Regions from separate parts of the Homo sapiens genome. Here region 1 is linked to region 2. A link is a loop called in an ENCODE intact Hi-C map of the cell type or tissue named here. Cell type or tissue: MCF 10A. All regions are shown on one strand. Each heading gives the region's core, and the rest is flanking DNA. Links, peaks and the distances in the headings are about the cores only.

Evidence for each region. Hi-C counts contacts between places; a loop is a spot of excess contacts. Peaks named below come from ENCODE experiments on the same cell type or tissue, not always from the same donor. Only the 100,000 strongest peaks of a DNase experiment are listed, where the experiment ranks them.
Region 1: it touches region 2 in a loop (2.1-fold over the local background); 1 of 110 quality-filtered maps calls a loop at or near these places.

Annotation. Positions count from the first base shown.
Region 1 is chr4:108,988,249-108,999,674 of GRCh38, forward strand. The region is part of intron 6 of COL25A1 (collagen type XXV alpha 1 chain); the gene reads right to left. Among named protein-coding and RNA genes, the nearest start is that of ETNPPL, 230 kb to the left of the region's middle. In MCF 10A, for the core only: no CTCF peak of the experiment used is centred there; no DNase peak of the experiment used is centred there.
Region 2 is chr4:109,065,764-109,077,189 of GRCh38, forward strand. The region is part of intron 3 of COL25A1 (collagen type XXV alpha 1 chain); the gene reads right to left. Among named protein-coding and RNA genes, the nearest start is that of COL25A1, 230 kb to the right of the region's middle. In MCF 10A, for the core only: no CTCF peak of the experiment used is centred there; a DNase peak (open chromatin) is centred at 7,028.

The DNA.
Region 1 (11,426 bases), core at 4,358-8,357, 78 kb before region 2:
TGCCTTATACATGGTAAATATCCAATAAATACATTAGCATATTTTCTGCAACAAAGGCCTTTAACAATACATCGGGACCAAAATTAGTATTTTCTGAATAGCCTGATAGCAATAAAAAAGACACAGATATCTGTGTATCCAACATGCTTCCAATGAGTGCTTATGAGGATAGAGTTCAACTAGAAATTGTGCCTTTTGGGGTGACTACAATTTCTCATGTGTCGACTCATGACACTAAGTCAGGAGAGTTAATAGAAGAAAGAATAAAAACTTTGCACAGTCTCCTGGAGAGGAAATGAACAGTATTCAATGAAATGTTTTTCTCATATCTCAAACACAGGCATACATTTTTGGCTCCTGTTTCCCTCCTCCCTGTGACTTCAAAGTTTTAAAAAGAATTATTCTGTTTTTACTCCCCCCACATTTTCAATAACGAGTCACTCCTGAAACCATGGCAAATGCTGCACTGAAAACCACCAGGCTACTGAAGTTACTGAATAACTTTCTACTTGCAAACCCAGTAACATTTCACATGCTCACCATTTCTCCCTTAGCTTCACTGGCAACACTTTTCCTCTGGGTCTTCGACTAATGGGGCTTTCTCAATTTCCTTCCCTGGACCTTTCCGTCTTCTGCAATTCATAATTAACCCTACCCTCATTTCTGTCTTTTCTTCCCCTCTACACACTCTCTGGGGATCCCCTTTATTTCCACAGTGTCAGCTACTACTTGTCCACTCTATCCCACTGTGGCCTCTCTCCAGGACTCTGCCTACTGACCACTCTACATCTGCTCCTGGATGTCCTATTCTCATCTCAGATCATTATGTTCACCACAAAGACTTGGTAGTTTTCTTCTGAGTAAACTGCATGCACTTTATTCAGGGTCCTGCTGGCCCAAATTGGGACTGGATCAGTTAGAGGAGGCTTCCATCCAGATGAAGCTCGCTGCCAGGCTCCCAGCTAGGCAAGTGGAGCAGAAGCTGGATTTCAAACTGTGCCTGCCCCTTGGCTGAGCTGCTTTGTGCAGTGCACAGTGTGCACAAATGTCAATGGTGGTGCTGAGCTTATTGCAAGTAGTAATGTTTCCTTCACAAATGAAAAATTCTACTATGTTTATTTTTTTTCAAGTAGCCCCATAGCTTAGGTTGCCACGTAAGAAGTTTCAAGGAAGGTGTGCTATAACTCTTCTAAGCAAAATGATAATTGATGATATTTACTTGACTATATCAATTAAGGATACATCAGCTTTGACTTGTCTTCAATTCTGCGTATTTTTTATTAAAATAAAATTTACTAATTTTGAATTACTATGATCAATTCTGCCTGATTTAAGAGTTCCAATAATTAGCACTGGATATACTGATCATTTGGAGAGACAAAATACAAACCTTAAAGTGTATAGGCTAACATTAACTTGGTGAAAGATTAGACTCTGCTACACTCACTGTGCTAACCAGATTTAAGCATGCCCTACCCAAAAGAGAGAAAACAGAACAACATGTTTCTGGAACTGTTTTTCTAACTACTATCATATAGCATTCCCCATTTTAATCTCTCTACTATCCAAAAAATAAGTATATATTTAAAATGTGATATCAGTTGAAATGTCTGAAGATGCTTAGAGAGAAAATAAAATTAGCCTATCAAGAATTTTGGCTAGGATATAAAAATTACCAAATACGCCGGGCGCAGTGGCTTACTCCCGTAATGCCAACACTTTGGGATGCCAAGGCAGGTGGATCACTTGGGGTCAGGAGTTTGAGACCAGCCTGCACAACATGGTAAAACCCCGTCTCTACTAAAAATACCAAAAATTAGCCAGGTATAGTGGCGGGGCTGTAATCTCAGCTACTCAGAAGGCTGAGACAGGAGAATCGCTTGAATCCGGGAGGCAGAGGTTGCAGTGAGCTGAGATCACACCATTGCACTCCAGCCTGGGCAACAAGAGCAAAACTCCATCTCAAAAAAAAAAAAAAAAAAAAAAAAAAAATATATATATATATATATATATATATATATATATCTCAAAAGAATCGATAAAAATATATATGTGAAATTATATCTACAGAAATAATATACATCACAAAATTTAAAAGTAAAATTTTTAAAGTCTGAAATATTTCAAAGTGAATTAATCTTACTTCACTGAAGAACATTTTGAACTAAAACTTTGCTCTCTTTAAAGAAAATTATACATACCGTGTGCACATAAATGTTTATTTACATAGAGGGTCTTATGCTATAACCATATCTAACAGTGATAGTTGCTCCATTATTTCTTAACTTTAATATTGAATTATTTATCCCAAAAAATCTATCTACTTTGAGGTTATTATTATATTAAGTGTTTATCCAGCAAGTAAAGTACCACCTCTAAGGGCAATATCAAGTCATTATGGCTCTATCTCAGTATGAGTGCTTATGTGAGAAGGTATATATGTGGGTGTTTACATGTGCATAAATATGCCTTTACTAATAACAGTTATATATGTGTGCCAGTACACTGTTTTAAGTGCTTCATTAGGTCACATATTAAGTTAAACCAGCTATTTTCATTTTACATTGAAAAACTGAAGGAAAAAAGTTAACTTGTCCAAAGTCATACAGCTCATAAGTGGTAGGCCACAACTTAAACCCAGGTACCTACCCCTGGAGCCCATACCCTTCACCCTGTATGTGTTTCATTTGCTATTGTACAACCAGACTGCTAAAAGCTGATATTTTCAGTAGGCTCAGAATTTCATCATCAAATGCATATAAAATTATCATTAAATCTGAATGATTAAATATGTACATTTATTTAACAGAAATTTATTGTGCATTTTCTATAGCTCAGTATTGTATAAAGATGCAGTAATGAGTAAATTCAGGGAGTGATAACAGCTTCCACAGATGCAAAACATTGTTGGACTAAGTTAATTATTCATGAAATGCTACGTGTTATTTACCTTTATTCAGGCAGAATTGAGAGGAATATATTAGAAAACATAGCATAAAGTAGGCAATAGAAATTCTTCAGCTAATTTCAGTGAGAAAAATTCTAAGATAAAATTAAACTCTGAGATGATACTACACCATTTAAATACACAAATGATCATGTTAAAAACAATGAAATATGGATTATAGTAAAATAAATAAGCCGTTATACCATGTGTACTCTTAAAGACATAAACTATCTGGAGTACAATGGAGTTTTTCATATCATATTAACCATCTGCTTCATAAAACATCAAAAATTCTAATATATTAAGACTTTTATTATCATTCTCTTTATAATGCAACCACCACATAAAATAATATAACAGAAAATGATAATACTTTGCAAGTCTAGCATGATTTCTTTAGGATAGACTACATTCTTAGTTTAATATGACAGTTCTGTTGTGTAGTGAGCAAAATACTTTCTGCACACACATGCACACATATGCATGCAAAGGCACACGCTTTTTGAATTTCTTGGAGAATGTATATTTACTTCCACTCCCCGCCCCCAAGTCAGGCTATATGATCTGAAAAAGGCTGGATTGGAACACACACATGAAATATGGGAATTTCTAAAGTGTTAGGTTAGAAAGAGCTTAGTATATAATTAAAAACATATGAATAGAAAGTTAAATACTGCCCCAAAATATAATATTTTATTCAGGAATAATTCCTTTTTAAGGCACACACAGCTTGAGTTTTGTAAATTTTAGTAAAATACTGTGAAATGAAATTAATAATTAGAACACACACACAGAAGGAAGCAAAGAAAGATTTGGGGGAAAAGGCAAAGTGACATCCTCCACTTCTTTTCAAGAGCATCTGAAAAAGTACAAATGGCAGCCTCAAGCCCCTGTGTGCAGTTGTCCGATGGTACTTGCTTGTGGTTTCTCTCACATTTTTTTCTCACTGAGTAATACAGAATTACAACACGCATAACACTTTACTCCTCCAAATTCCTAAGGCAATTATATCTCCTTTATGTTCATGAAACTCCAAAAGAGAGTTATGAGGCTTTGAAACTAACAATTTTATGCGAAAGAAATGGTCTTAGTGTTGAAGGCCATTAATACAATGTCCTACTATTTCACTATCCTCTGTTGAAGATACTGATGGGGTTATTTGGGCCAAAGTCATGGTCAATAGATCTTTGTAAAGAATACAGGATAGAATCCTGAGAAAGTTTTAAAATATAACTAGCTTCTACAATTTGTATAAAAGTCTTTATTAGTGGAAGAATATTGATATCTAAGGAATGTGTGGTTATACACAACCACCATGAACTATTTTCTATGATAGTCCCAAGAAAGCCAAGCCTCAGACCCCACAAATAAATTGTTACAAAATAAAATAACATAACATAAGTATGGCCCTGGGTTAGTACTGTTTATTTTCACCAAAGATTAAATATCAATGTAAATAAACTACCATAATGAAGGAAACAAAGGTATCCACACTCCAAACCATGTGGACGCAAGTTATTGAAACTGCTAAGTGTTCAGTAAAATCTCAGGGCTTAGGAACCTCAGAGATGTCATTTAAATGGCACTATTTATGACACATGATATTACTGACTAGGTCATTATATTTTGTTTGTTTTGTTTTTTTTTTGTTCTTATTATTCTATTTTTAATTGACAGAGAAAATTATATGTATTCTGAGTCTCAAGTCAAGGCTAAATGAAATAAAAATTATATGCATTTTTCATGTACAACATGATGTTCAGAAGTATATATACATTGTAGAATGACCAAGTCTAGCTAAATAACATATGCATTACCTGACATGGTTATCATGTTGTGGTGAGAACACTTAACATCCAATCTTAGCATTTTCCAAGAATACAGTATATTGTTATTAACTGTAGTCACCATGTTGTACCATAGATTTCTTAAACTTATTCCTCCTAGCTGGAATTTTGTATCCTTTGAACAACATCATCCCACACTCCCACCCCAAACCCTGCCATCTGCTGATAACTGCCATTCTACCCTCTGCTTCTGTAAGATCAACATTTTTTGATTCCACATACGCATGAGAACACGAGGTATTTATCTTTCTGTGCCTGGCTTATTTCACTTAGCATAATGTCTTCCAGGTTCATCCATGTTGTTGCAAATGACAGGATTTCCTTCTCTTTTTAAGGCTGAATAGTATTCGGTTGTGTAAACATACCACATTTTCTTTATCCATTCATCCACAATGGGCTAGGGCACTTCCAATTCTAAAAAGCTAATAGTTTTCTCTTTCCCTCAACCTCCTTTTCCTAAAGCACTCATATGTACCATTTACAACTCAATAATAGTTGTTAAACTTCCACCATGTGCAAGAAAATAAATTAGGTAAGCTGGGTGCGGTGACTCACGCCTGTAATCCCAGCACTTTGGGAGGCTGAGGAGGGTGGATCACCTGAGGTCAGGAGTTTGAGACTAGCCTGGCCAACATCATGAAACCCCATCTCTACTAAAAATACAAAAATTAGCTGGGCGTGGTGGTAGGTTCCTGTAATCCCAGCTACTCCAGAGGCTGAGGCAGGAGAACTGCTTGAACCCGGGAGGCAGAGGTTGCAGTGAGCCAAGATTGTGCCATTGCACTCCAGCCTGGGCAGTAAGAGTGAAACTCCATCTCAAAAAAAAAAAAACAAGAAATTAGGTGTTGTGGGGGATACTAACAGTGAAAGAAAGCATAGATCCTGCCTTTGAAGATCAGAAAATCTATCACGAAAGAGAGAAAAGAGGCAGAGGGGAGGTCGCTTCCAAGATGGCCAAATAGGAACAGCTCTGGTCTGCAACTCCCAGCAAGATTGACACAGAAGACAGATGATTTCTGCATTTCCAACTGAGGTACCTGGTTCATCTCACTGGGACTGGTTGGGCAGTGGGTGCAGCCCACAGAGGGCTACCTGAAGCAGGGAGGGGCATCGCCTCATCCAGGAAACTCAAGGGGTCGGGGGATTTCCCTTTCCTAGCCAAGGGAAGCCGTGACAGACTGCACCTGGAGAAACGGTACATTCCTGACCAAATAGTGTACTTTTCCCACAGTCTTAACAACTGGCAGAACAGAAGATACTCTCCCGTGCCTGGTGCAGTGGGTCCCATGCCCATGGAGCCTTGCTCACTGCTAGCGCAGAAGTCTGAGATTGACCTGCGAGGCTGCAGCTTGATGGGGGGAGGGGCGTCCACCATTGCTGAGGCTTGAGTAGCTCACAGTGTAAACAAAGTGGCTGGGAAGCACCAAATGGGCAGAGCCCACTGCGGTCAGCAAGGCCTACTGCCTCTATAGATTCTACCTCTGTGGGCAGGGCATAGGAGAACAAAAGGCAGCAGACAGCTTCTACAGACTTAAATGTCCCTGTCTGACAGCTCTGAAGAGAGCAGTGGTTCTCTCAGAACGACGTTCAAGCTCTGAGAAGGGACAGACTGCTGCCTCAAGCGGGTCCCTGACCCCCGTGTACCTGACTGGGAAATATCTCCCAGTAGGGGCCGACAGACACCTCATACAGGCGGGTGCCCCTCTGGGACAAAGCTTCCAGAGGAAGGATCAGGCAGCAATATTTGCTGTTCTGCAGCCTCCGCTAGTGATACCCAGGCAAACAGGGTCTGGAGTGGACCTCCAGCAAACTCCAACAGACCTGCAGCTGAGGGGCCTGTTAGAAGGAAAACTAACAAACAGAAAGGAATAGCATCAACATCAACAAAAAGGACATCCACACCAAAACCTCATCTCTAGGTCACCAACATCAAAGACCAAAGGTAGATAAAACCACAAAGATGGGAAGAAACCAGAGCAGAAAAGCTGAAAATTCAAAAAAACAGAGTGCCTCTTCTCCTCCAAAGGATCACAGCTGGTCACCAACAAGGCAACAAAACTGGATGGAGAATGAGTTTGACGAGTTAACAGAAGTAGGCTTCAGAAGGTTGGTAATAACAAACTTCTCCGAGCTGAAGGAGCATATTTTAACCCGTTACAAGGAAGCTAAAAACCTTGACAAAAGGTTAGATGAATGGCTAACTAGAATAACCAGTGTAGAGAAGAGCTTAAATGACCTGATGGAGCTGAAAACCATGGCACAAGAACTTCGTGACACGTGCACAAGCTTCAATAGTCGATTCAATCAAGTGGAAGAAAGGATATCAGTGATTGAAGATCAAATTAATGAAATAAAGTGAGAAGACAAGATTAGAGAAAAAAGAGTGAAAAGAAATGAACAAAGCCTCCAGGAAATATGGGACTATGTGAAAAGACCAAATATGTATTTGATTGGTGTACCAGAAAGTGACGGGGAGAATGGAACCAAATTAGAAAACACTCTTCAGGATGTTATTCAGGAGAACCTCCCCAACCTAGCAAGGCAGGCCAACATTCAAATTCAGGAAATAATTGAACACCACAAAGAAACTCCTCGAGAAGAGCAACTCCAAGACACCTAATTGTCAGATTCACCAAGGTTGAAATGAACGAAAAAATGTTAAGGGCAGCCAGAGAGAAAGGTCAGGTTACCCACAAAGGGAAGCCCATCAGACTAACAGTGGATCTCTCGGCAGAAACCCTATAAGCCAGAAGAGAGTGGGGGCCAATATTCAACATTCTTAAAGAAAAGAATTTTCAACCCAGAATCTCATGTCCAGCCAAAATAAGCTTCATAAGTGAAGGAGAAATAAAATCCCTTACAAACAAGGAAATGCTGAGAGATTTTGTCACCACCAGGCCTGCCTTACAAAAGCTCCTGAAGGAAGCACTAAATATGGAAAGGAACAACCGGTACCAGCCACTGCAAAAACACGACAAACTGTAAAGACCATCGATGCTAGGAAGAAACTGCATCAACTAACGGGCAAAATAACCAGCTAACATCATAATGACAAGATCAAATTCACACATAAAAATATTAACCTTAAATGTAAATGGGCTAAATGCCCTAATTAAAAGACACAGACTGGCAAATTGGATAAAGAGTCAGGACCCATCGGTGTGCTGTATTCATGAGACCCATCTCACATGCAAAGACACATAGGCTCAAAATAAAGGGATGGAGGAAGATCTACCAAGCAAATGGGAAAAAAAAAAAAAAAAAAAAAGGAGGGGTTGCAATCCTGGTCTCTGATAAGACAGACTTTAAAACAACAAAGATCAAAAGAGACAAGGCCATTACATAATGGTAAAGGGATTAATGCAACATGAAGAGCTAACTATCCTAAACATATATGCACCCAATAGAGGAGCACCCAGATTCATAAAGCACATCCTTAGAGACCTACAAAGAGACTTAGACTCCCACACAATGATAATGGGAGATTTTAACACCCCACTGTCAATATTAGACAGATCAACAAGACAGAAGGTTAACAAGGATACCCAGGACGTGAACTCAGCTCTGGATCAAGTAGACCTAATAGAAAGACATCTACAGAACTCTACAACCCAAATCAACAGAATATGCATTCTTCTCAGCACCACATCGTACTTATTCCAAAATTAACCACATAATTGATACTAAAACACTCCTCAGCAAATGTAAAAGAACAGAAATCACAACAAGCTGTCTCTCAGACCACAGTGCAATCAAATTAGAACTCAGGATTAAGAAACTCACTCAAAACCACAGAACTACATGGAAACTGAACAACCTGCTCCTGAATGACTACTGGGTAAACAACGAAATGAAGGCAGAAATAAAGATGTTCTTTGAAACCAATGAGAACAAAGACACGATGTACCAGAATCACTGGGACACATTTAAAGCAGTGTGTAGAGGGAAATTTATAGCACCAAATGCCCACAAGAGAAAGCAGGAAAAACCTAAAATTGACACCCTAACATCACAATTAAAAGAACTAGAGAAACAAGAGCAAACAAATTCAAAGGCTACCAGAAGGCAAGAAATAACTAAGATCAGAGCAGAACTGAAGGAGATAGAGACACAAAAAACCCTTCAAATAAATCAATGAATCCAGGAGCTGTTTTTTTGAAAAGATCAACAAAATAGACCACTAGCAAGACTAATAAAGAAGAAAAGAGAGAAGAATCAAATAGATGCAATAAAAAATGATAAAGGGGATATCACAACTGATCCCACAGAAATACAAACTACCATCAGAGAATACTATAAACACCTCTATGCAAATAAACTAGAAAATCTAGAAGAAATGGATAAATTCCTGGATACTTACAACCTCCCAAAACTAAACCAGGAAGAAGCTGAATCTCTGAATAGACCAATAACAGGCTCTGAAATTGAGACAATAATTAATAGCCTACCAACCAAAAAAAGTCCAAGACCAGACGAATTCACAGCCGAATTCTACCAGAGGTACAAAGAGGAGCTGGTGCCATTCCTTCTGAAACTATTTCAATCAATAGAAAAAGAGGGAATCCTCCCTAACTCATTTTATGAGGCTAGCATCATCCTGATACCAAAGCCTGGTAGAGACACAACAAAAAAAGAGAATTTTAGGCCAATATACCTGATGAACATCAATGCAAAAATCTTTAATAAAATACTGGCAAACAGAATTTAGCAGCACCTCAAAAAGCTTATCCACCATGATCAAGTCAGCTTCATTCCTGGGATGCAAGGCTTGTTCAACATACACAAATCAATACACATAATCCATCAAGTAAACAGAACCAATGACAAAAACCACATGATTATCTCAATTGATGCAGAAAAGGCTTTAGACAAAATTCAACAGCCCTTCATGCTAAAAACTCTCAATAAACTAGGTATTAATGGAATGTATCTCAAAATAATAAGAGATATTTATGACAAACCCACAGGCAATATCATACTGAATGGGCAAAAACTGGAAGCATTCCCTTTGAAAACTGGCACAAGACAAGAATGCCCCCTCTCACCATTCCCAATCAACATAGTGTTGGAAGTACTGTCCAGGGCAATCAGGCAAGAGAAAGAAATAAAGGGTTTTGAATTAGGAAAAGAGGAAGTCAAATTGTCTCTGCAGATGTTTCTAAGTTGTATATTTAGAAAACCCCATCGTCTCAGCCCCAAATTTCCTTAAGCTGATAAGCAACTTCAGCAAAGTCTCAGGATACAAAATCAATGTGCAAAAATCACAAGCATTCCTATACACCAATAATAGAGAGCCAAATCATGAGTGAACTCCCATTCACAATTGCTACAAAGAGAATAAAATACCTAGAAATCCAACTTACAAGGGATGTGAAGGACCTCTTCAAGGAGAACTACAAACCACTGTTCAATGAAATAAAAGATGACACAAACAAATGGAAAAACATTCCATGCTCATGGATAGGAAGAATCAATATCATGAAAATGGCCAACCTGCCCAAGGTAATTTATAGATTCAATGCTATCCCCATCAGGCTACCAATGACTTTCTTCACAGAACTGGAAAAAACTACTTTAAACTTCATATGGAATAAAAAAAGGCCTGCATAGCCAAGACAATCCTAAGCAAAAAGAACAAAGCTGGAGGCAACATGCTACCTGACTTCAAACTATACTACAAGGCTACAGTAACCAAAACAGCATGGTACTGGTACCAAAACAGATATATAGACCAATGGAACAGAACAGAGGCCTCAGAAATAACACCACACATCTACAACCCTCTGATCTTTGACAAGCCTGACAAAAACAAGCAATGGGGAAAGGATTCCCTATTTAATAAATGGTGCTGGGAAAACTGGCTAGCCATATGTTGAAAGCTGAAACTGGATCCCTTCTTTACACCATATACAAAAATTAACTTAAGATGGATAAAAGACTTAAATGTAAGACCTAACATCATAAAAATGCTAGAAGAAAACCTAAGCAATACCATTGAGGACATAGGCATGGGCAAAAAGTTCATGACTAAAACACCAAAAGCAATGGCAACAAAAGCCAAAATTGACAAATGGGATCTAATTAAACTAAAGAGCTTCTGCACAGCAAAAGAAACTATCATCAGAGTGAACAGGTAACCTAAAGAATGGGACAAAATCTTTGCAATCTATCCATCTGACAAAGGGCTAATATCCAGAATCTACAAAAAACTTACACAAATTTGCAAGAAAAAAACAAACAACCCCATCAAAAAGTGGGCAAAGGATATGAACAGACACTTCTCAAAAGAAGACATTTATGCAGCCAACAGACATATGAAAAAATGGTCATCATCACTGGTCATTAGAGAAATGCAAATCAAAACCACAATGAGATACCATCTCACACCAGTTAGAATGGCAATAATTAAAAAGTCAGGAAACAACAGATTCTGGAGAGGATGTAGAGAAATAGGAATGCTTTTACACTGTTGGTTGGACTGTAAACTAGTTCAACCATTGTGGAAGACAGTGTGGCGATTCCTCAAGGATCTAGAACTAGAAATACCATTTGACCCAGCAATCCCATTACTGGGTATATACCCAAAGGATTATAAATCATGCTACTATAAAGACACATGCACACGTATGTTT
Region 2 (11,426 bases), core at 4,780-8,779:
CTGGTCATTAGTCCTAGATTTTGAGCCACAATTGACAAGACCTTCCTTGTGATGACAGATTAAAGTATTCACTGTATGGCAAGGTTTTTTATTTCACTGCAGCAACCAATGATGAAATGCAATATGGTCAGATTAAAGGTAGCACATAACTACCCTTTTGTAGTAGTAATGCCTTTGGTGAACCCACACATGCTATCGGTCATTTAAATCCATAACCTGGAGCTGAGCAGAGCCCCATCAAAGTCTTCTTTACATGCCCCACCTGCCCTGGGGTGGTGCATACATCATTTGAAGCAAAGCTTAGTGACAGCTGCAGAAATGTACTCAGTGAAGCTAAAATAGACTGCAATCTAGAATAATAGTGATGGAAATATCTGGACATTCATATTTAAATGAATGAAATGATTACCCTAAATCCAGAGCTGATTTGCAGCTGGTACACATCAGCACTACCACACTGGTTGTTGGTCAGTTTTAGAAGCACCACTCACCCCAAGTGCCTCTTTTTCTAATACCTGACCATCTTAGTCCCTTCCCCAGAGCCCCTGAAATGCCACACAAAATGGGTACTCAAGGAAGAAAACACCTGGCCCATCAGGAGGTCTCCCAAACTCTGTTCCAGCATTGAGACTGGCATCCACTATGATTTGCTGAAAGGCAATTTGATTAATACTTTGAATACTACCCTGCCTATCTCCATCATCATTACAGCACATATCATGTTGTATTGCAGTTATTTCTTTGTAAGTCAGCATTCATCTACTATTCTCAAGCACTTAAAAACAGAGAACCAATCTAATTCATCTTTGAACTCTAGTGCCTAGGAGAATGGTAGATTATAAATAGATACTTGGTGAACCTATGGATGAACGAACTCCAAAATAATCAAATTCCTTTCTTCCTTTTTTTGAGACAGGATCTTGCTCTGTCTCCAGCACTCCCAGGCTGGAGTGCCATGGCATGATCATAGCTCACTGCAGCCTCAAAATCCTGGGTTCAAGGGATCCTCCTGCCTCACTCTCCCATGTAGCTAGGACTACAGGTGCATGACACCACACCTGGCTAATTTTTTTATTGCTATCTTTTAGTAGAGATGGGGTCTCACTATGTTGCCCAGGCTAGTCTCTAGTGATCCTGCCTCAGGCAATCCTCCCAACTCAGCCTCCCAAAATGCTGAGATTACAGGTGTGAGCCACTACACCCAGCCCCAAAATCAAATTTCACCATGTCACTTTGATAATATAATATTTTCAGATAAAATTATTCTCATTCTTACACAATATTTGCAACTTCTTATAAGGATTTTCATATAGACACATGTGGCCTTCAAGGTTTTTTTTGGCTTTCACATAGGAAGATAGCAATGGTGAACTAACGGTCCCAAGAGGGAACTCTTTTGAGTTAGTTGTGCTTCGTGTCTTACACCTGCCACTGTCCTCTGGAAGCATAATAAGCTTTATAAGAGAACATCCTATGGATATAAAAATATCAACATTAAGAAAAAACCCTTTCATCTGACTCACTATAGAAATAATCTCAATAACTTATATTCTTCAAATACCCATACTTTTTGAATGTATATAATGGCTGAGACTCCATTGAGCACCGGGGTCCCCTACCCCAGCACTTTTAATCTAAACACAGTGAAACTCTTTGATGTCTAAGGAAAAAAAAAATTGAAAATATTTTTGTCTTCACTGCATTTAAAAATTACAGTCACAGAGTGTTTTTAAAAATATTTCCATTGGACAATATTTTGGTGCCAGACAGGAACCTAAATTTTGTTTCATCGTGTTGGGGAACATTTAGGATATCAGGAAGCACAGTGGAAAAATTTCTTTACAGAAGAATATATTCTCCATCTCCTGGTGAACAGTTTTTGTTTTCTTTTCCAGGGAGTAGTTTATGTACTAAGTTTAGGCCACACATGAAAGTAATATCTCCCTCAAGAGACTGCCTTTGGCTTATGCTGATTTTTTTGAGGCCAAGACTATGGTAATGATTTAAGGAGGAAAAGAAGCAAAATGGAACAGGAGGAAAAGATGGAAGAAAAGGGATTAGAGAAATGAACAGTTTTCCCAATAGAATTCAACACAGTTAAAGTATGTGTTGGGAAATCATGAGGGTCAGATCTCAGAACCAAAGTCAATGAGATAGTGACTTCATTGGGTAATCCATACTGGGTATCATGTGGCCTGATTCACCAAAGGAATGTCAAAGATGCAACAATAATCGAAAATCAAGTTCAGTTCTCATTACACAATAACCAGAAGTCTACTGGGGTGCGTGCCATTGCTTTCGGTGGCTCCTCCAAGGCCAGCTGTGCATATCTTCAGTAGCTTGGAAGCTGGCCAGTGCAGTAAGCACCATGCTGGACTTGGGAAACTAATCTCCTGTATTATTGCTTTTTCACAGGTGGGACATCTGCCCTTTTCTTTTATCAAAGTCTTCCTAATGACATATTAAAGGCTCCCCAAACTCAACACAACATTGGATTATTACAGTTGAATGAAAAGATAAAAGCAAAAAAGAAACATGAGTAATGAGTAAGCAGGATATTTAGTCTAAGGACCTGGTGCACATGCAACAGATTTACCATTTTTGACAGCCAGACTGAAAGGGAGGGAGAGAGGAAGGAAGGAAAGAGGAAAGGAAGGGAGGGAGGGAAGCAGGGAAGAGGAGGGAGGTAGGGAAAAGGAGAGAAGAGAGAGAGCAAAATCGGAGGGAAAGCAAACAAACTCAGGATTTTAAAAATTGTCAGTTTGTCAAAGGAAGTTTACTTCTAAATCTCCTATAATGAATCTGATAATCCTATATAGTAGTTTAAAACATAAAACCAGCAGCATGGCCAAATGAAAAGATAATATGTTCTGGTGCTTATAAGCCTGGATTATAATTCTATCACCACTAAATATGTGATTTTCTAAATGTGGCAACTGTGTGACTCTCAGTTTCCTCATGTATAAAATGGAAATACTAAATATGACCTCACGAAGTATTTACTTATTCAAAAATAATTAGAGACCTTACTATGGCCTGGCTCTGGGTTCGGTGGTACAGTTAAAACAGAGAAAAGATGCACAGAGCCTTTACAATGGAGCTTACATACAAACAGAGGAGACAGGAGACAAGGAAAACAAGAAATATGTCACATATTTACATACTGAGATTAGTCCTATGAAAGACATAGTCAGGTCCTATAAGAGGAAATAATTATGATGAAGAATGAGGTGAGATATGAATAGCACAGGCTATGACACATATTAAGCCCTCAAGAAATATGAATTTCTTCACTTTATAATTTAACCACTCTATAAAATTCAAATATTTTTAAAATATTTAATATTTAAATATTTTAAACTTTAAAAATTTTTTTTTGGCTGAGCAGAAAACTCTTGCAGACTTGCCAAAAAAAAGGCAATTTAAAATTAACAATACCTAATTAGTTTTCTTTTTTTTTTTTTAAGAGACAGGATCTCATTCTGTCACCCAAGCTGGAGTACAGTGGCATGATCATGGCTCACTGCAGCCTCGACCTCCCTGGCTCAATCAATTCTCTCACCTGAGCCTCCCCAGTAGTTGGGACAGCAGGCATGCACCACCACAGCCAGCTGATTTATTTTTATTTTTAGTAGACAAGGTGTCTTGCTATGCTGCCCAGGCTGGTCTCAAACTCGTGGCCTCAAGCAGTCCTCTCAAAGTGCTGGGTGAGAGCCACCATGTCCAGCCCCTAATGAGTTTTAAAGTACGTGGAATTTCACGTCAACTTTTAACTACTACTTCAATGTAGAACATCAGGGACCATGATCATTTAAGCCAGTCCCAGCAGTGTAAGTATGCTGAAGTCAAAAGCTGAATGGCAAACATTTGTGACTACATCTAAAAGGAAGGTGGAACAATAAAGAATTGGGACGTGCAGTGCAAGCCAAGACAAGAACACTTTCTGGGCTCTCTGTAAATGAAATCTTCATATCCCTCTATGGCGCTATTTTCTTTTCCTGGAGAAAATCATGAGAACTGGAATTGTCCAGGAAATGTGGAAGCTGCTGGCTTCTAAACATTTGAAAACTCACTTTCTTTATTCATATATGAAATAAGCATATGCTACTTACCTTAAATAGCTAAATATTAAAATATACAATTTTTGAAAATAAAAGCAAGATAACTATATAATAGGAAATTTCAAAAATTAAGAAGAGCAATAATTTTTTTTTTTTTTTTAAACCCTCTCACCTGTAATCCCAGCACTTTGGGAGGCCAAGGTGGGCAGATCACAAGGTCAGGAGATCGGAACCAGCCTGGCCAACAAGGTGAAACCCCGTCTCTACTAAAAATATAAAAAAAAACTAGCCGGGCATGGGGTGTATGCCTCTAGTCCCGGCTACTCGGGAGGCTGAGGCAGGAGAATGGCATGAACCCAAGAGTTGGAGGCTGCAGAGAGTCGAGATCATTCCAGCCTGGGAGACAGAGCGAGACTCTGTCTCAAAAAACAAAAAAAAAACCCTCTCACTTTGCTGACACAACTATTGTTTGGCACCAGTGTACTTTTATGAGCATGTATTTGATAAGTTTATTTCATGTGCATAACATTTTTTAATCTTTTTTTTTTTTACTTAATCCCACATCATAAGCCCTTTCCATGTTATGTCAATCTTCATATTCATGATCTTTAATCATATTTGGTTAAGTAGATGTTTCATTTTAGAATAATTACAAAATCCATGATCCTGATTTTACTGTTGAACATTTTGGTTGCCCACACATTTTGGCTACTATTTCTTTTTTTATTATACTTTAAGTTCTAGGGTACATGTGCACAACGTGCAGGTTTGTTACATATGTATACATGTGCCATGTTGGTGTGCTGCACCCATTAACTCGTCATTTACATTAGGTATAACTCCTAATGCTATCCCTCCCCCCTCCCCCCACCCCACAACAGGCCCGGTGTGTGATGTTCCCCTTCCTATGTCCAAGTGTTCTCATTGTTCAATTCCCAACTATGAGTGAGAACATGCGGTGTTTGGTTTTTTGTCCTTGCGATAGTTTGCTGAGAATTATGGTTTCCAGCTTCATCCACGTCCCAACAAAGGACACGAGCTCATCCTTTTTTATGGCTGCATAGTATTCCATGGTGTATATGTGCCACATTTTCTTAATCCAGCCTATCATTGATGGACATTTGGGTTGATTCCAAGTCTTTGAAAAAGAGCCCGCATTGCCAAGACAATCCTAAGCCAAAAGAATAAAGCTGGAGGCATCACGCTACCTGACTTCAAACTATACCACAAGGCTACAGTAACCAAAACAACATGGTACTGGTACCAAAACAGAGATATAGATCAATGGAACAGAACAGAGCCCTCAGAAATAATACCACACATCTACAACCATCTGATCTTTGACAAACCTGACAAAAACAAGAAATGGGGAAAGGATTCCCTATTTAATAAATGGTGCTGGGAAAACTGGCTAGCCATATGGAGAAAGCTGAAACTGGATCCCTTCCTTATACCTTATACAAAAATTAATTCAAGATGGATTAAAGACTTACATGTTAGACCTAAAACCATAAAAACCCTAGAAGAAAACCTAGGCAATACCATTCAGGACATAGGCATGGGCAAGGACTTCATGTCTAAAACACCAAAAGCAATGGCAACAAAAGCCAAAATTGACAAATGGGATCTAACTAAACTCAAGAGCTTCTGCACAGCAAAAGAAACCACCATCAGAGTGAACAGGCAACCTACAGAATGGGAGAAAATTTTTGCAGTCTACTCATCTGACAAAGGGCTTATATTCAGAATCTACAATGAACTCAAACAAATTTACAAGAAAAAAACAAACAACCCCATCAAAAAGTGGGCAAAGGTTATGAACAGACACTTCTCAAAAGAAGACATTTATGCAGCCAAAAGACACATGAAAAAATGCTCATCATCACTGGCCATCAGAGAAATGCAAATCAAAACCACAATGAGATACCATCTCACACCAGTTAGAATGGCGATCATTAAAAAGTCAGGAAACAACAGGTGCTGGTGAGGATGTGGAGAAATAGGAACACTTTTACACTGTTGGTGGGACTGTAAACTAGTTCAACCATCGTGGAAGACAGTGTGGCAATTCCTCAAGGATCTAGAACTAGAAATACCATTTGACCCAGCCATCCCATTACTGGGTATATACCCAAAGGATTATAAATCATGCTGCTATAAAGACACATGCACACATTTTGGCTACTATTAACATGAGGAACATTTTCGTGCAGATAGGGTTTTTGTTTTCTTTTTTCATAATAGGGATTGTTTCCTTGGGATGAAGTTTCAGAAATACAACTCCTGGGCTAAGAGGAGTCGAAAATCCATTTTGTGGAAATTGACATATACTGCCTAATTGCTTTCCAAAATATATATACTAATTCATAATGACTATTATGTATTGAAATATATAATACTTTGAGTCTCCATACCTATGTCACCACTGGATAATTTCATTAATTTTCAAATTTCTGTTAACAGATGAACGATGTTACCTTAATTTAACTCACGTTTTCTTCCTTCCTAATTAGGTTGAACATTTTTTATTTAATAGTTACATTTCCTCTTTCATAAGCTCAGTTTATGTATTTTGTATGGATGAGTTTTGAGAGAGTCAAACAATGAGAAATCTGTTATTTTGAAATTTGGTCTTGTGGTTACTATTATCATTGATGTTTTCTTTCTCATGTAAAATGTAACTCAGTCATATCACAGGGATCCCAGATTTTAGAACTCTGTTCTCCCTGTAATTATAGAATCAATATGGGTCCCCCAAATCTGGTGGCTAACAGTGATTTCACCACTTCTGTCCTTTCTAAGGTCTGTAACACAGACTCACCCACATTCTTAGCTTGCAGAACCTTCTGCAAGTTTTCTGTTTTCTTTCTGAAACCTTTTGAAGGCTCTGAGATGACAACACCATGACCACTATGCATCTCCACTCTCACCAAGATGTCTTATTACTCAATCATAAATTTCGCAATCAGCACTACAGCTGCCAAGCTATTCCTTGCCCAGATGTGTTAAATCAGTTGCATAACTCTACAGGGGGCCCACATAAAACTTTATACTGCTCCGCACCACCCCATTCCAACCTCCAACATGAGTTGCCCTGACTCTGCAGCACAGTGTGGGATTTAATGGCTTATTCCATTCCTCCACTGTGTTCTGGGCTGGTCCCTGAAATCAGGTTTTATCAGGTTGAGACTTTTCTCTGAGGACAGATTTACCATTATTCCTTCAGTTTCCAGATGGGATCACTATACTGTTATACACACAATCTGGCCTATTTCAGAACCTCTGATACTGATAATGTGTGTGTGCATGTGTATGTGTGTGTGGGGGAGGGGCGCATGTGCATGGGTGTTTGGTGGTTGTCAGGAGGGGAGGCATGGTGGAGGGAGAGAAACCAAGACCTTGGCCTCTTACCTCAGAATAAATGAGCACTTCAAACACCTTTCAAATCCTGAATGTAACTTTGGCTGCTAATCTTCCTTTAAAATCACTCTAGGATTTGGAAATACCTCTAGAAATAACCTCCATGATGGGCATCATGAGAATGTACAGATCCATTAGACCAGAGATTTCCAAAAGGACAAAACTCATGTTCATCCTTTGAGCTGGCTCCTCCACCTGGTGTGTATTTACTCAAAAATAATAACACAATCGCTGCAGATCTTCTTTAATAAGTGCCCCCTGGGATTTTGGCTTAATAATATAACATTTCAGATTGCTAGATATTTAAGGTTTATCTCTGAAGCACAACAAAATGTATCCTTTGGGATATTGTAGCTTCATCTGTTTGTGTGGTCTACTGATAATCAATGTTCCTCTACTCATTGTAGCAATAATTTACATACTTTGAGATGCTATCATATCTTTCCTGGCTGCTTTCCTTAGAGGCTGAAAACACTGCATTTAATATCTACTCATAGATCATATCTTCAGGTCTCTATTATTTTGCCAAATTCTACTAATTTCACTATTTCTGTCTACTAATTTTTTGGCATTTCACTAGTTGGATTCTACTAATTTCTCAATGTCATTTCCATGACACAAGGCCACAACTAAAAATAACAGTTTAATAAATAGAAAAACAAAAACAATGTCCTTTTGCCCAGACTCTAATCATTCAACCCACAAAAAGATGTAGATTATTTAGGCCAGTGGTCCCCAACCTTTTTGGCACCAGGGACCAGTTTCGTGGAAGACAATTTTTTGACAAGGGTGGGTGGCTGTGGTTTTCGGATCAAACTGTTCCACCTCAGATCATCAGGCATTAGATTCTCGTAAGGAGCATGCAACCTAGATCCCTCACATGTGCAGTTCCACAGTAGGATTCCCGCTCCTATAAGAATCTAATGCCACCACTGATGTGACAGGAGGTGGGGCTCAGGTAGTAATGTTCACTCACCCACTGATTGCCTTCTGCTGTGCAGCCCAGTTCCTAACAGGCCAAGGAGCAGGACTGGTCAGTGGCCCAAGGACTGGGGACCCTTGATTCAGGCAGACTCAATGTTTGTGTTGCTGTTTGGACTAGTTGAGAAATAAATCAAAATGGCACCAGAAAAAATAAACAATTCTAGTCCCCCCACCTGAGAGTATTATTGGCTTTCTTTGCTTTGAAGAAAGAATAAGCAACTACTCTTAAAAATTCCCATTGTCGTAGAAAATGAAATGTACAACATTCATTCATATGCCAAATTATATGAAATGTTAAACAGGGTTAGCTAATGTATATAATCCAAAGAGTTCTCCCAAGCTCCTTAAACAGTATGAAATTTATATAGGCAGTTGGATTCCTGATGATGTGACTTAGTTTAAGTAATGAAATTAACATACTATCCGAAGGGAGTTCTGTGTATTATTCTCATTAATTATGAGAATATGATTAAATGATTTACTCATTTATAATAGTGCCACCATTTAGGCATTCAATGGAATCATACAGCTAAGAAAATCATAGATGTTTCATTTAAGAAAACTAAGCTTGTTTTAGCAAATTTTTAGTTACTAGAGTGCCATTGATACCACTCAGACACCAGAAAAGCATAAAGTTTCTTAATAAGATTGTAAGAAGTATGCGCATGACTTAAGAATTGGTAACATAAACTCACACATTTGTACACAAAATAGGTCCCCCAAAACACAATGCTAAAGTTAGGTGAGCTCTGTATTGCATGTATCCCTAACAAAGAAGCAAAACAACAAAGAAAAGGTAATTTCACCAAAATAGGTTATTAAGTTTCTCAGTAACACAAGTCCTCTAAAAGCAGATAATATTCCCCAGATGACATCATCTCACAGTTTTATGATGAGAATATGACAGTTAAGTACCAATTCAAAATCCAGGAAACATCAGCATTTTCTGAGTTGCTAGAATCTATGGTGGAAGTTTTAACACCAGAACAGAATATCACTGTTAGTCTCATTATTTTGTTCTTTTAAATAATTTTCAAGTGATATGTAGGCACTTTCTTTCCTATTATAATAAAATAATTACTAAATTAGTTATCTAAATACATATACTTTAAAATTGGAAGTGTTTTATTAATAGAGCTAGATGTATATACAAACAGAGAAGAAATTTTAAGTTATTCTATATACTTGGAATTAAAGACAAGACATGACTAGAGTCACGTTTGAAGGGGGAAATGATCATAAGAATTGCTATTATGTGATATGAATAAAATAGAATGACAAAATAGATGAAATATCAAAGTATATTAAAACTTTATTTTTTAACCTATTAGATCTTCTCACAAAATTTTGGGAGAGTACACACTTTTAGATTATACTTTCTTTCTCAAAGACATCTATTAACATTGAAAAAATGTAGCCCCAAAGGAAAAAAGTTAACACAATATGTAATAAAAATATATTAAGAATTTTATGCCTTTCACTTCCTGTGTATATTTTACCCACCATATAGTCCACACAGACTTAGCCAAATTAACAATCTATACGATCTTATGTATGCACTTAAAAGCCCACATAAATACCAAAACATCGAGTGTTTCCTGAGAATTCTAACTGACAATGCATATTTCAAATGTTTAAGCATTAACAATAAATACAGTCAACCCTCAGTATCCATGCATTCTGTATCGCAGATTCAACCAACCACAGATAGAAAATATTTGGGAAAAAAATTGCATCTGTAGTGAACATGTGCAGACTTTTCTTTTTTATCATTATTCCCTAAACAGTATAGTATAACAATTATTTACATAGCACTTATGTTGTATTAGGTATTATAAGTAATCTAGAGATGATTTAATGTGTAAGGGAGAATATGCATAGCTTATATGCAAATATTACTCCATTTTGTATCAGAAACTTGAGCATCCATGGATTTTGGTATCCATGGGAGGTCCTGGAACCTGTTTCCCACTGACACCAAGGAACAACTATATATCTACACTCATCAGAATTCTGAAGGGTCATATGAATATGATTTTTTAGGTGTTTTAAACTATATCAGCAATATCTGCTTTGTGCTTCACAGTAAAATTAACTCTCTCTTTAAGAGGGAATTTGTTCTTTGTCCCACTTTCAACTTTTATTAACCCTAGTAGCTTATTAATGTATTAATCAATTTATCACTTATCGAGTGCTTTTTATGTGCTAACCCTGGTGTTCTGCTGATTCCTGAGACAACAATGAAGAACACTTTGCATGTGATTCCTAATAAGAATATCTGCTACACTAGTAAGTACAGTAGAGCAGTGGTCCCAACCTTTTTGGTACCAGAGACTGGTTTTGTAGAAGAGAATTTTTCCATGGACCCAGTGGCCAGGGGTGGTTTGGGGATGATTCAAAAACATTACATTTATTGTGCACTTTATTATATGGTGATAGATAACAAAATAATTATACAACTCGCCATAATGTAGAATCAGTGGGAGCCCTAAGCTTGTTTTCCTGCAACTAGATGGTCCCATCTGGGGGTGATGGGAAACAGTGACAGATCATCAGGCATTAGATTCTCATAAGGAACGCACAACCTAGATCCCTCACATGCACAGTTCACAATAGGATTCATGCTCCTATGAGAATCTAATGCCATTGCTGATTTGACAGGAGGTGGCGCTCAGGCAGTAATGCAAGCAATGGAGAGTGGCTACAAATACAGATTAGGCTTCACTGGCTTGCCTGCCTGCTGCTCACCTCCTTTGCTGTGAGGCCCAGTTTCTAAGAGGCCATGGACCGATACCCGAACTTTGAAGGGACTGGGGACCTCTGCAGTAAAGGGTCCTGCAATGATTGCTCTTGCTGTGTTTAAAGCAAATCATCAGAAAAGCTAATTGGCACAACACCAAACAATAAGTAAAGGGTTTGATAAGTGACCACCATGGGCTAAATGAAAATGGAAAACCAAAG